2 separate regions of the Homo sapiens genome follow, and region 2 is linked to region 1. The links are chromatin loops, found by intact Hi-C in ENCODE. Cell type or tissue: B cell. All regions are shown on one strand. Links, peaks and the distances in the headings refer to the core of each region. The heading gives the core; the rest is flanking DNA.

What was found. A loop is a pair of places that touch in the nucleus more often than their neighbours do. Peaks named below come from ENCODE experiments on the same cell type or tissue, not always from the same donor. Only the 100,000 strongest peaks of a DNase experiment are listed, where the experiment ranks them.
Region 2: it touches region 1 in a loop (24-fold over the local background); 5 of 110 quality-filtered maps call a loop at or near these places.

What each region holds. Positions count from the first base shown.
Region 1 is chr19:13,189,600-13,197,994 of GRCh38, reverse strand. No RefSeq gene overlaps it. Among named protein-coding and RNA genes, the nearest start is that of IER2, 43 kb to the right of the region's middle. RefSeq lists a cis regulatory region at 6,384-6,884. In B cell, for the core only: a CTCF peak has its summit at 3,278 (motif pointing left); a DNase peak (open chromatin) is centred at 3,274; H3K27ac peaks cover 281 bases.
Region 2 is chr19:13,587,726-13,592,765 of GRCh38, reverse strand. No RefSeq gene overlaps it. Among named protein-coding and RNA genes, the nearest start is that of CACNA1A, 84 kb to the right of the region's middle. RefSeq lists silencers at 3,193-3,422, 3,332-3,441. In B cell, for the core only: CTCF peaks have their summits at 3,148 and 3,347 (motif pointing right); a DNase peak (open chromatin) is centred at 3,345; H3K27me3 peaks cover 499 bases.

The sequences.
Region 1 (8,395 bases), core at 2,234-4,733:
CCGGATGTGGTGGTGGGCGCCTGTAATCCCAGCTACTCAGGAGGCTGAGGCAGGAGAATCACTTGAACCCGGGAGCCAGAGGTTGCACCGAGACCGTGCCACTGAACTCCAGCCTGGGCAATAGAGTAAGACTGTCTCTCAAAAAAAAAAAAAAAGAATATATACTGGGGAAAGGACAGTTTCTTCAATAAAATGGTGCTCGGAAAACTGGCTGGCTATGTGCAGAAGAATGAAACTAGGCCCCTATCTCTCACCACACACAAAAATCAAATCAAAATGGATTACAAACCTAAATCTAAGATTTGAAACTATGAAACTCCTAGAAGGAAACTTTGGAGGCCGGGCGCGACGGCTCATGCCTGTAATCCCAGCACTTTGGAAGGTTGAGGCAGGCGGACTATTTGAGTCCAGCAGTTTGAGACTAGCCTAGGCAACATGGTGAAACCCCACATCTACAAAAATACAAAAATTAGCTGGGTGTGGTGGCTCGTGCCTGTAGTCCTAGTTACTCGGGAGGCTGAGGCACAAGAATCACTTGAGCCTGTTAGGCAGAGGTTGCAGTGAGCCCAGATTGCACCACTGCACTCCAGCCTGGATGACAGAGAGAGACCCTGTCGCAAAAATACAAACAAAAAAACAAAAAACCAAAGAGGCCGGGCGCAGTGGCTCAAACCTGTAACCCAGCACTTTGGGAGGCCGAGGTGGGAGGATCACCTGAGGTCAGAAGTTCAATACCAACCTGGGCTGGGTGTGGTGGCTCAAGCCTGTAATCCCAGCACTTTGAAAGGAGGCCGAGGCGGGCTGATCACGAGGTCAGGAGATCAAGACCATCCTGGCTAACACGGTGAAACCCCATCTCTACTAAAAATACAAAAAAAAAAAAAATTAGCCAGGCATGGTGCGGGCGCCTGTAGTCCCAGCTACTCGGGAGGCTGAGGCAGGAGAATGGCGTGAATCCGGGAGGCAGAGCTTGCAGTGAGCCGAGATCGCGCCACTGCACTCCAGCCTGGGTGACAGAGCAAGACTCTGTCTCAAAAAAAAAAAAAAAAACCAGCCTAGCCAACATGGCAAAACCACATTTCTACTAAGAACACAAAAATTAGCCAGGCACAGTAGTGGGTGCCTGTAATTCCAGCTACTGAGGAGGCTGAGGCAGGAGAATCACTTGAGCCGGGGAGGCAGAGGCTGCAGTGTGCTGAGATTGTGCCATTGCACTCCAGCCTGCATGACAGAGTGAGACTCTGCCTCAAAAAAAAACAAAAGAAACAAACAAACAAAAAAGAAGCCTGGGCGAGGTGGCTCACACCTGTAATCCCAGCACTTTGGGAGGCCAAGGCGGGCGGATCACGAGGTCAGGAGTTCGAGACCATCCTGGCCAACATGGTAAAACCCCATCTCTACTAAAATACAAAAAAATTAGCCTGGCGTGGTGGCGCACGCCTGTAGTCCCAGCTACTCTGGAGGCTGAGACAGTGGAATTGCTTGAACCCGAGAGGCAGAGGCTGCAGTGAGCCGATATCGCGCCACTGCACTCCAGCCTGGCAACAAAGCAAGACTCTGTTTCAAAAAAAAAAAGAAAAAAGAAAGAAAGAAGGAAAATAAGAAAACATTGGGAAAATGCTCAGATGTTGGTCTGGGCAAAGATTTTTTGTGCAAGGCCCCAAAAGCACAGGCAACAAAAGGAAAAATCAACAAATGGGATTACATCAAGCACTTTTTTTTTTTTAAGTCAGGGTATTGTTATATTACCCAGGCTGGCCTGAAACTTGTAGACTCAAGGGATCCTCCTGCCTCAGACTCCCAAGTAGCCGGGACTACAGGCACATGCCACAATGCCCAGCTTGGAAAAATGTTCTAAGGGTGCCCAGGCACCTTCTTCTCCAAAATGTGTTTCCTGAGTCTCAAGGACCGCCTTGTCCAATCAAAGACCACAGTATAATAATCAATCAATTGGACAATCAAATTAGATTCAAAACTGCACAAGATTAAGTCCCGGGCCTTGTTCAATGGGGTGTCCCGAGCTCCAGGCTCCAGGGACGGCCTGGAGGCCCTTGGTTGACCTGAGGTGGCAGTCTGTACAAGTGGAGGAGGAGGCAGGTCGACAGCGTCACCTGGAGGCCAGCTGGCAAACAGCCAAAGGTGAGAAAACTGTAACTGATTAACAAATCTAGAACTCGAGGCTGGGAGCGGTGGCTCACACCTGTAATCCCACCGCTTTGGGAGGCCGAGGCGGGCAGATCACTTGAGGTGTCAGGAGTTCACTACCAGCCTGGCCAAAATGGTGAAACGCAGTCTCTATAAAAATACAAAAATTAGCCGGGCATAATGGTGGGTTCCTGTAATCCCCACCATTGTAGTAATTGAGCTACTGGGAGAATTGCTTCAACCTGGGCAGAGGTTGCAGTGAGCCACAGAGCGAGATACCGTCTCAAAAAACAAAAAGAAAGAGATCGAGACCATCCTGGCCAACATGGTGAAACCCTGTCTCTACTAAAAATACAAACTGGGCGTGGTGGTGCGTGCCTGTAGTCAGAGCTACTCAGGAGGCTGAGGCAGCAGGATTGCTTGAACCTGGGAGGTGGAGGTTGAAATGAACCGAGATCTCGACAGAGCAAGACTTCGTCTCAAAACAAACAAACAAAAAGAATCTAGAACTTCGGCCGGGTGCAGTGGCTCACACCTGTAATCCCAGCTACTCAGGAGCCTGAGAGGCTTGAGAACCCCTTCACCCCATGGGTCGGAGGTTGCAGTGAGCCGAGACCACCCCATTGCACTCCAGCCTGGGCAACAGAGTGAGACTGTGTCTCAAACAAATAATAAATTTTGAAATTTTTGAAAAAAATCCGGGAGCCGTGATTCACACCTATAATCCCAGCACTTTGGGAGCCCGAGGCAGGTGGATCACTTGAGGTCAGGAGTTCGGGACCAGCCTGGCCAACATGGTGAAACCCTGTCTCTACGAAAAATACAAAAGTTAGCCAGACGTGGTGGTGCATGCCTGTAACCCCAGCTACTCAGGACGCTGAGGCATAAGAATTCCTTGAACCAGGAAGGCAGAAGTTGCAGTGAGCAGAGATCGCACCACCACTGCACTCCAGCCTATGCGACAGAGTGAGACCCTGTCTCAAAACAAACAAACAAAAAAAAGTAAATCAATTGGACAATCAAATTAGATTTGGAACTCCACAAAATTAGGTCCAGGGCCTTGCTCAAGGTAGTGTCCCAAGCTCCAGGCTCCCGGGGGCCTTGGTTTACCTGAGGTTGCACAGCCTGAACAAGCCAAGGAGTCAGTCGACAGCGCCACCTGGAGGCCAGATGGAAAACAGCCAAAGATTAGACCACTTTTTTTTTTTTTTTTTTTTTTTGAGATGGAGTTTTGCTCTTGTTGCCCAGGCAGGAGTGCAGTGGTGCGATTTCGGCTCACCGCAACCTCCGCCTCCCAGATTCAAGCGATTCTCCTGCCTCAGCCTCCCAAGTAGCTGGGATTACAGGCATGCGCCACCATGCCCGCCTAATTTTGTATATTTTGTAGAGATGGGGTTTCACCATGTTGGTTAGGCTGGTCTCAAACTCCCGACCGCAGGTGATCCTCCCACCTCAGCCTCCCAAAGTGCTGGGATTACAGGCGTGAGCCACCACGCCCGGAGAGACCACTCTTAATTCTAACTGGATGGCCAGGCGCAGTGGGCCACTATAGGTGGGTTTCACAGCGCCCAACTAATTTTTAATTTTTATTTATTATTATTATTATTATTTTTTTGAGATACAGTCTTGCTCTGTCGCCCAGGCTGGAGTACAGCGGCACAATCTCACCTCACTGCAACCTCCGCCTCCCGGGTTGAAGCAATTCTCTTGTGTGAGGGGAGTGGCTGCTTAGGAGAGGTAGAGAAAGTGGCAGGCCAGGCACAGTGGCTCACGCCTGTAATCCCAGCATTTTGGGAGGCCAAGGCAGATGGATCATTTGAGGTCAGGGGCTTGAGACCAGCCTGGCCAACATGGTGAAACCCCATCTCTACTAAAAATACAAAAATTAGCCAGGCATGGTGGCGCATGTCTGTAGTCCTAGCTACTCGGAAGGCTGAAGCAGGAAAATTGCTGTTCTGAACCCGGGAGGCAGAGATTGCAGTGAGCCAAGATCGCACCACTGCACTCCAGCCTGGGCAACAGAGCGAGACACTGTCTCAAAAAAAAAAAAAGAAGAAAGAGAAAAAGGAAGGAAGGAAGGAAGGAAGGAAACCAAAACTGGAAAGACAGAGGCAGTCTCTTTTTTCTTTTTCTTCTTTTTTGTTTTGGTTTGGTTTTCTGTCGTTGTTGTTGAGACAGTGTCTCACTTTGTTTCCCAGGCTGGAGTACCGTGGTCCCATTATAGCTCACTGCACCCTCGACCTCCTCCAATTGAACCTCCCACCTCAGCCTCCCAAGTAGCTGCGACCACAGGTGAGTGCCACCACACCTGGCTACTTTTTTTTTTTAAATCCCAGCACTTTGGGAGGCCAAGACGGGAGGATCACTTGAGTCCAGGAGTTTGAGACAAGGCTGGGCAACATAGTGAGACCTCACTTCTTTTTTTCTTTTTTTGAGACGAGGTTTCGCTCTGTGCAATGGTGTGATCTCGGCTCACTGCAACCTCCGCCTCCTGGGTTCAAGCGATTCTCCTGCCTCAGCCTTCTGGGTAGCTGAGATTACAGGCATGTGCCACCACGCCTGGCTAATTTTGTATTTTTAATAGAGACGGGCTTTCTCCATGTTGGTCAGGCTGGTCTTAAACTCCTGGCCTCAAATGATCCACCTGCCTTGGCCTCCCAAAGTGCTGGGATTATAGGTGTGAGCCACCATGCCCAGCCTGCCACACTCCTGTGGTCCCAGCTACTTGGGAGGTTGGGATGGGAGGATCTCTTGAGCCCAGGAGGTCGAGGCTGCAGTGAGCTATGAACACACCACTGCGCTCCAGCCTGGGTGACAGAGCCAGACCCTCTCTCAAATAAATAAATAAATAAAATAGAGATGGATCTCACTATGTTGCCCAGGCTGGCCTTAAAGTCCAGATTTCAAGCAATTCTCCCACCTGAGCCTACTTAGTAGCTAGGACTACAGGTGGGTGCCGCTGCACCCAACTAATTTTTATTTTTTACTTTTTATTTATTTATTTTTTGAGATACAGTCTTGCTCTGTCGCCCAAGCTGGAGTACAGTGGCATGATCTCACCTCACTGCAACCTCCGCCTCCCGGGTTGAAGCAATTCTCTTGTGTCAGCCTCCCGAGTAGCTGGGACTACAGGTGCCCGCCACCATGCCTCACTAATTTTTGTGTTTTTAGTAGAGATGGGGTCTCATCACATTGGCCAGGCTGGTCTCAAACTCCTGACCTCAAGTGATCCGCCCGCCTTGGCCTCCAAAAGTGCTGGGATTACAGGCGTGAGCCACCGCACCTAACCTTTTTTGTTTGTTTAAGAGACAGGGTTTTGGCCAGGCACGGCGGCTCATGCCTGTAATCCCAACACTTTGGGAGGCCAAGGCGCGTGGATAATCTGAGGTCAGGAGTTCGAGACCAGCCTGGCCAATGTGGTGAGACCCCCCCCCCCCCACCCCGCCCAACATCTCTACTAAAAACACAAAAATTAGCCGGGGGTGGTGGTGGGCATGTGTAATCCCAGTTACTCAGCGGGACTGAGGCAGGAGAATTGCTTGAACCAGGGAGGCAGAGGTTACAGTGATCCAAGATCACGCCATTGTACTCCAGCCTGTGTGACAATAGCAAAACTCTGGCTCAAAAAAAAAAAAAAAAGCCGGGCGTGGTGGCTCACAGCTGTAATCCCAGCACTTTGGGAGGCCAAGGCAGATGGATCACCTGTGGTCGGGAGTTTGAGACCAGCCTGACCAACATGGAGAAACCCCATCTCTACTAAAAAATACAAAATTAGCCAGGCGTGGTGGTGCATGCCTGTAATCCCAGCTACTCGGGAGGCTGAGACAGGAGGATTGCTTGAACCCGGGAGGCGGAGGTTGCGGTGAGCCGAGATCACACCATTGCACTCCAGCCTGGGCAACAAGAGTGAAACTCCGTCTCAAAAAAAAAAAAAGAGACAGGGTTTTGCTATGTTGCCCAACCTGGTCTCAAACTCCTGGCCTCAAAGGATCCAAGGGAGAAAGTTTCTGATCAGAAAAGTGTAAGAGTCAGGCCGGGCACAGTGGCTCATGCCTGTAATCCCAGCACTTTGGGAGGCCGAGGCAGGTGGGTCACTTGCGGTCAGGAGTTCAAGATCAGCCTGGCCAACATAGTGAAACCCCATCTCTATTAAAAATACAAAAATTGGCTGGACATGGTGGTGAGCACCTGTAATCCCAGCTTACTCAGGAGGCTGAGACAGGAGAATTGCTTGAACCCAGGAGGTGGAGGTTGCAGTGAGCCCTGATCCCACCCTGGCACTCCAATCTGGGCGACAGAGCAAGACTCCGTCTCAAAAGAAAATAAAGAGTCAGAAAGGCTCAAAAAGGCTCAATTACTTGTCCAATGTCATACAATTGTAAAAAGGATGAGACTTGAATCTATAACCGGTTGGTTTCTGGTTTCCATCCAGTCACACTTGCCATTTCCCTGAGGTGAGGACACGCCCCTGCTGGTTGAGACCTAGTTAACTTCTGCCACGTCCACCCCACCCCCGCCTCCGCCCCCTCCTAAATCGTGATCCAGAACAACAATCTCCAGGTCCTTGAACTTCAGGAGGTCCAAAGTTCAGGGTGGTTCAAGATATTGAAACCATCTCTTTCCCCTACCCGCCCCAGCCAGCCAGGGAGAGTTAGGTCCTGCTACCTCTGGAACCAAACCATGAATCCAAAGTCCCGTCAGTGGCTGGGTGCAGTGGCCCGTGCTTGTAATCCTAGCACTTTCGGAGGCTGAGGGGGGCAGATCGCCTGAGGCCAGAAGTTCAAGACCACCCTGGGCAACATGGCAAGACCCCATCGTTACAAAAATTAGCTAGGCATGGTGCCTCATGCCTGTAGTCCCGGCTACTTCGGAGGCTGAGGCGGGAGGATCACTTGAGCCTGGGAGGTGGAGACTGCAGTGAGCTATGACCACACCACTGCATTCCAGCCTGTGTGACAGAGTTAAGACTGGCAAAAAAAAAAAAAAAAAATTAGGCCAGGCACGGTGGGTCCCGCCTGTAATCCCAACACTTTGGGAGGCCGAGGTGGGTGGATAATTTGAGGTCGGGAGTTTGAGATCAGCCTGGCCAACATGGTGAAACCCCGCCTCTACTAAATATACAAAAATTAGCTGAGTGTGGTGGCAGGAGCCTGTAGTCCCAGCTACTCGGGAAGCTGAGGCAGGAGAATTGCTTGAACCCAGGAGGTAGAGGTTGCAGTGAGCCAAGATCATACCACTGCACTCCAGCCTGCACAACAAAAGTGAAACTCCATCCCAAAAAAAAAAATTTAAAAGAAAAAATAATTAACAATTAAAAAGAAAAGTCCAGGCCAGGCACGGTGACTCACACCTGCAATCTCAGTATTTTGTGAGGCCGAGGCGGGCGGATCTCTTGAGGACAGGAGTTCATGACCAGCCTGGCCAACATGGTGAAACCCCGTCTCTACTAAAAATACAAAAATTAGCTAAGCGTTGGCCAGGCGCAGTGGCTCACGCCTGTAATCCCAGCACTTTGGGAGGCCGAGGCGGGCGGACCACCTGAGGTCAGGAGTTCGAGACCAGCCTCAACATGGAGAAACCCTGTCTCTACTAAAAATACAAAATTAGTCGGCCATGGTAGTGCATGCCTGTAATCCCAGCTACTCGGGAGGCTGAGGCAGGAGAATTGCTTGAACCTGGGAGGCAGAGGTTGCAGTGAGCCGAGATCACGCCATTACGCTCCAGCCTGGGCAACAAGAGCAAAACTCCATCTCAGAAAAAAAAAAAAAAAATTAGCTGAGCGTGGTGGCAGGTGCCTGTAATCCAAGCTACTAGGGAGGCTGAGGTAGGAGAATCGCTTGAACCCAGGAGGCAGAGATTGCAGTGAGCCGAGATTGCACCACTGCATTCCAGCTGGCCCACAAAGCGAGCCCTTGTCTCAAAAAAAAAAAAAAAAAAAAAAGAAAGAAAATTCCAGTTAGTGGGTGGACAGCTACAGCTCTCCTCCCCACCTCGGCTCTTCTAAGACTTCTCTCTGCCTTGCTGTGGGTCCACAGTGGCCCTGGGGGTTTCCACCTGCTGGGCAGAGGAAATAGGTGTGATGTGTTGTCTCTGGAGGCACAGTAGTGTTAAACCAGAGCCTCCCAATGGAAATCCAAAGTATGCCACATTTAAAATTTCTAGCCTGATGCAGTGGGTTACAACTGTAATCCCAACATTTTGAGAGGCCGAGGTGAGCAGATTGCTTGAACTCAGGAGTTCAAGACCAGCC
Region 2 (5,040 bases), core at 2,083-4,582, 390 kb before region 1:
GATTATAGGCATGAGCCACTGTGCCCGGCAATAACCAGTATTGACTGGGCATGGCGGTTCACGCCTGTAATCCAAGCACTTTGGGAGGCCAAGGCAGGTGGATCGCTTGAGGTCAAGAGTTAGAGACTAGCCTGGCCAACATGGTGAAACCCCGTCTCTACTAAAAATACAAAAAAATCAGCCGGGTGTGGTGGTGCGTGCCTGTAGTCCCAGCTACTCCGGAGGGTGAGGCAGGAGAATCGCCTGAACCCAGGAGGGGAGGTTGCCGTGGGCCGAGATCACACCACTGTACTCCAGCGTGGGCGACAAAGTGAGACTCTGTCTCAAAAACCAAACAAAAACCCAGTGTTGATGGAGCACTTACTATCTGTGGGGCACGGCTCCAAGACCTTTACATGCATTGACTCGATTAGTCCTCATCACCATTGTTATAAATAGATTGTGGTGCAGGTTATTGTTTTCCAAAGTGTTTCGTTGCAGCACATCTTATCAAATGCACGCAACGATCTCCTGAAACAGCTAGGGCAGCTCTTGTTGCTATTGTTATTGTGGTTACTTAGTATCTTATTATGATTACTTTTTTTTTTTTTTTTTTTTGAGACAGAGTCTCACTCTGTCATCCAGGCTGGAGTGCAGTGGCGCGATCTCGGCTCAGTGCAACCTCGACCTCCCAGGTTCAAGCAATTCTCCTGCCTCAGCCTCCCAAATAGCTGGGATGACAGTCATGCACCACCACGCCTAGCTAATTTTTTTTTGTATTTTTAGTAGAGACGGGGTTTCACCCTGTTGGCTAGGCTGGTCTCGAACTCCTGACCTCAGGTGATCCACCCACCTCAGCCTCCCAAAGTGCTGGGATTATGGGAGTGAGCCACCACGCCCGGCCATGATTACTTGTTATGACCGGTAGTACCCTTATTATTTTGTCCCTTATGCAGATGGGTGAACAGACCCGGAGAGGTGAATTCCAGGTTACTGAGGCATTTGAGAGCCAAGCCAAGAGAGAGATGGTGTGACCTTGAATTCCAGGCCAGAACTGACCACTTATAGGATATGGGGACCCAGGCTCAGCCAAACTGCAGGTCACCAGCTAGGACTGGGTGACTTTCCCAGCTAGGGATCGGATGGGTGGCCTGAATTGTCCTGGTCCCCGAGGCCTGAGCTGAGAGAATGAGACACACAAAGTGAGACTTTTATTTTATTTTTAGAGACAGGGTCTCACTCTGTCACCCAGGCTGGAGTGCAGTGGTGCAATGATGGCTGATTGCAGCCTTGACCTCCTGGGCTCAAGTGATCCTCCCACCTCGGTCACCTGAGCAGCCAGGACCGTAGGTGCGTGTCACCACTCCTGGAAAATTTTTAAATTTTTTTGTAGAGGCAGGGTCTTGCTATGTTGCCCAGGCTGGTCTCAAACTCCTGGCCTCAAGTGATCCTCCTGCCTCGGCCTCCCAAAGCATTGAGATCATAGGTGTTAGCAACCATGCTCAGCCCCCCAGAGAGATCATATTTTAACACAAGTCAGATTATATCCCTCCTCTGCTCAGAACCCTCCATGGCTCCCACCTGACTCATAGCAAAAGCCAAAGTCCTCACCAAGACCCATAAGGCCCTGCCCCTGTCACCTCCCTGCCCTCACCTCCCTCCTCTCTCTCCCTCGTGCACTGTGCTGCAGCCATACTAACCTTATCACTGTTCCTCCAATGCACCAGGGTGGTCCAGCCTCAGGGCCTTTGCACTGGCTGTTCCTTCTGCTAGGAATGCTCTTCTCCTCGGCACCCACACGGCTTCTTCCTTGCCTCCTTCCAGCCTTTGATTAAAGGTTTCCTCCTCATCAAACTTTTCATCATCACCCTATTTAAAATGCAGCCCCGGCTGGGTGCAGTGTCTCATGCCTATAATCCTAGCACTTTGGGAGGCCAAGGCGGGAGGATCACTTGAGGCCAAGAGTTTGAGACCAGCCTGGGCAACATAGTGAGGCATCTCCACAAAAAACAAAAAAATATTAGCCAGGCATGGTGGTGTGCGCCTGTGGTCCCAGCTACTTGGGAGGCTGAGGTGGGAGGATCCTTTGATCCTGGGAGGTCAAGGCTGCAGTGAGCCATGATCGTGCCACCGCACTCCAGCCTGGGCAACAGAGTGAGACCCTGTCTCATAAATAAATAAATAAATAAATAAGATAAAAATAAAATAAAATGCAGCCCTACTCGTGCTTATTCCCTGCCCCGCTTAATTTTCCCCACTAGCACTCATAACCAGATCCTATGTGTTACATATGGGGCTTCCTCCCTCGTTGACTGTACTGGGACCTGTAGTCCTAGCTACTCAGGAGGCCAAGGCAGGAGGATCCTGTGAGCCCAGGAGTTTGAGACCATCCTGGACAGCATGGCAAGATTCCATCTTTACAAAAATTAGCTGGGCATGGTGATGCGTACCTGTAGTCCCAGCTACTCAGGAGGCTGAGGTGGGAGGACTGCTTGAGCCTGGGAGTTGAAGGTTGCAATGAGCTATGATTGCACCACTGCACTCCAGCCTGGGCAACAGAGAGAGATCCTATCTCTAAATAAATAAATAGAATTGAAAAAAAATAAAATGCAACCCCTACTTATGTTGGTTCCCTGCCCCGCTTAATTTTCCCCACTAGCACTCACGACCAGCTCATATGTGTTACGCATCGGCTTTCTCCCTTGTTGCTGCCATATTTGCTCTGTGAGCTCCACGTGGGCCGGTCTGGTGTCACCCAGGCTGGTGTGCAGGGGCGAGATCTCGGCTCACTGCAACCTCAGCCTCCCGGGTTCAAGCGATTCTCCTGCCTCAGCCTCCGGAGTAGCTGGGACTACAGGTGCGCGCCACCACGCCCAGCTAATTTTTGTATTTTTTAGTAGAGACGGGGTTTCATTTACCATGTTGGCCAGGTTGGTCTCGAACTCCTGACCTCAGGTTATCCACCTACCTTGGCCTCCCAAAATGCTGGGATTACAGGCGTGAGCTACCACGCCCGACCCGTTCATTAATTTTTGTTGTCGTATAATAAAAAGAAGGATAATTCTTGATAGGTGAAAGTTGTATGCCGTTCAAAATTTGGTGTCCATAAAGTTTTATTGGAACACAGCCTTTTCTATTTGTGCTGATGTTGTCTGTGGCTCCTTTTGTGTTACAACGGCAGAGCTGTCTCTGGGACAGAGACTGTCTAGCCCTCAGAGCCGGAAGCATTTCATCTGAGGTCCTTTATCGAAGAGGTTTTTGGACCCCTGAGCTGGAACAGCGCCTGACACACACTGTGCTCAAAAAGCAGCCTGCGCGGGTCTCCCCTGCGTTCACCCACTGTCGCCCGCCGCTGCTAAGACTGGCCACCAGGTGGCGCCATGGCTCCCCAGCCTGGCAGGCGCCGGGCAGCAGAGCGCTCAGCTCGCTCTCCGGAGTACCCACCTCCCTGCCGCTTCCTTTCTGCCTGTTCCGAGAAATGGAAGTCAGCCCCAAATCAATAATTGAATTCCCATCATGTGATAACTAATCATTACATATATGGCTATTGCTTTTTCATGCACAAAGGGCTTGGTAAAGACCAACTGGGGCGGCAGGGGCGGACTCGGGGCTTTGCAGGGCTCCCTGAGGTCTGATGGGTTACAAGCAGGTCCTGAGGTCAAGTGTGGGGCTTACCTGGCTTCAATCTGGGGTGTGGTTGAGTGCCCCGGCCAGGGTTCAAATCCCAACTCTGCCACTTGCTGACTGATTCTGGGGAGGAGGGTTCCTTTCCCTTTCGGTGCCTCAGTTTCCCTCTCTGTCAAATGGGGAAAACAATAGCACCCATCTCTGGGGCTCTTACAAAGATTAAGTTCACTGCATTATTACATAGAAAGCATTTAGAACAGTGCAGCCACATAGTAAGTACTTGGTAATAGTTTTCTGTTTCTGTAGCGGGTATGCCATTAAGCATTTTGAGGCCTCAGTTTACACAGTTAAAAAAAAAAAAAAGAGGCTGGGCACGGTGGCTCACGCCTGTAATCCCAGCACTTTGGGAGGCTGAGGTGGGAGGATCGATTGAGCCCCGGAATTCAAGGTCAGCCTGTGCAACATAGGGAGACCTCGTCTCTACGAAAAATGCTCACGTAATTAAAAAAAAAAAAAAAATTAGCCAGGTGTAGTGGTGCCCAACTGTAGTCCCAGCTACTCGGGAGGGTGAGATGGGAGGATTGCTTGAGCCCAGGAGTTCAAGGCTGCAGTGAGTGATGATCACACCACTGCACTCCAGCCTGGGTGACAGAGTGAGACCCTGTCTTGGAAAAAAAAAAAAAAAAAGAAAGAAAAGCAGGTTGTTTTGTTTAGACATCACAATTAAACTGCAACCTAACCTTTAAAAAAGAACCTACTTAGAAATCAGAGCTCTCTTTCTCTTCTTCTTCTTTTTATTTACTTATTTTTTTGAGCAGGAGTCTTGCTCTGTTGTCCAGGCTGGAGTGCAGTGGCATGATCTCAGCTCACTGCAACCTCCGCCTCCCAGGTTCAAGTGATTCTCACCTCAGCCTCCCAAGTAGCTAGGATTACAGGGACCCACTGTGATTAGCTGCCATGCCTGGCTAATTTTTGTATTTTTAGTAGAGATGAGGCTTTAGCATGTTGGCCAGGCTTGTCTCAAACTCATGACCTCAAATCATCCACCTGCCTCGGCCTCCCGAAGTGCTGGGATTATAGGCGTGAGCCACTGCGCCCGGCCTCTTTCTTTCTTTTCTTAAGGGAGGCAGGCTGGCCAATTCTAGCCTAGTTGATATTTAAAAAAAATAGGTCTGGTCCCAGGGAGCTTCTTTTTCAGTGCAGCTGGCTGACTTTTGGTGCAGAGAGACCCTTCTTTTGTTCTTTGAATTAGCAGCTTTGGCAGCCATGGAAGGTCTGGGTAGGGCCCCCCAGAGATGGGGCTCCCCTATCTCTTTTGGTCTATCAGATTCTCCATGCTGGTCCTTGAAACCCAAGCAGCTTATGAACAAATATCCCCCACCACCCCCACTGCCAAATTATCCTCTCTGTTCAATGTGACTTTTCCATCTAGAA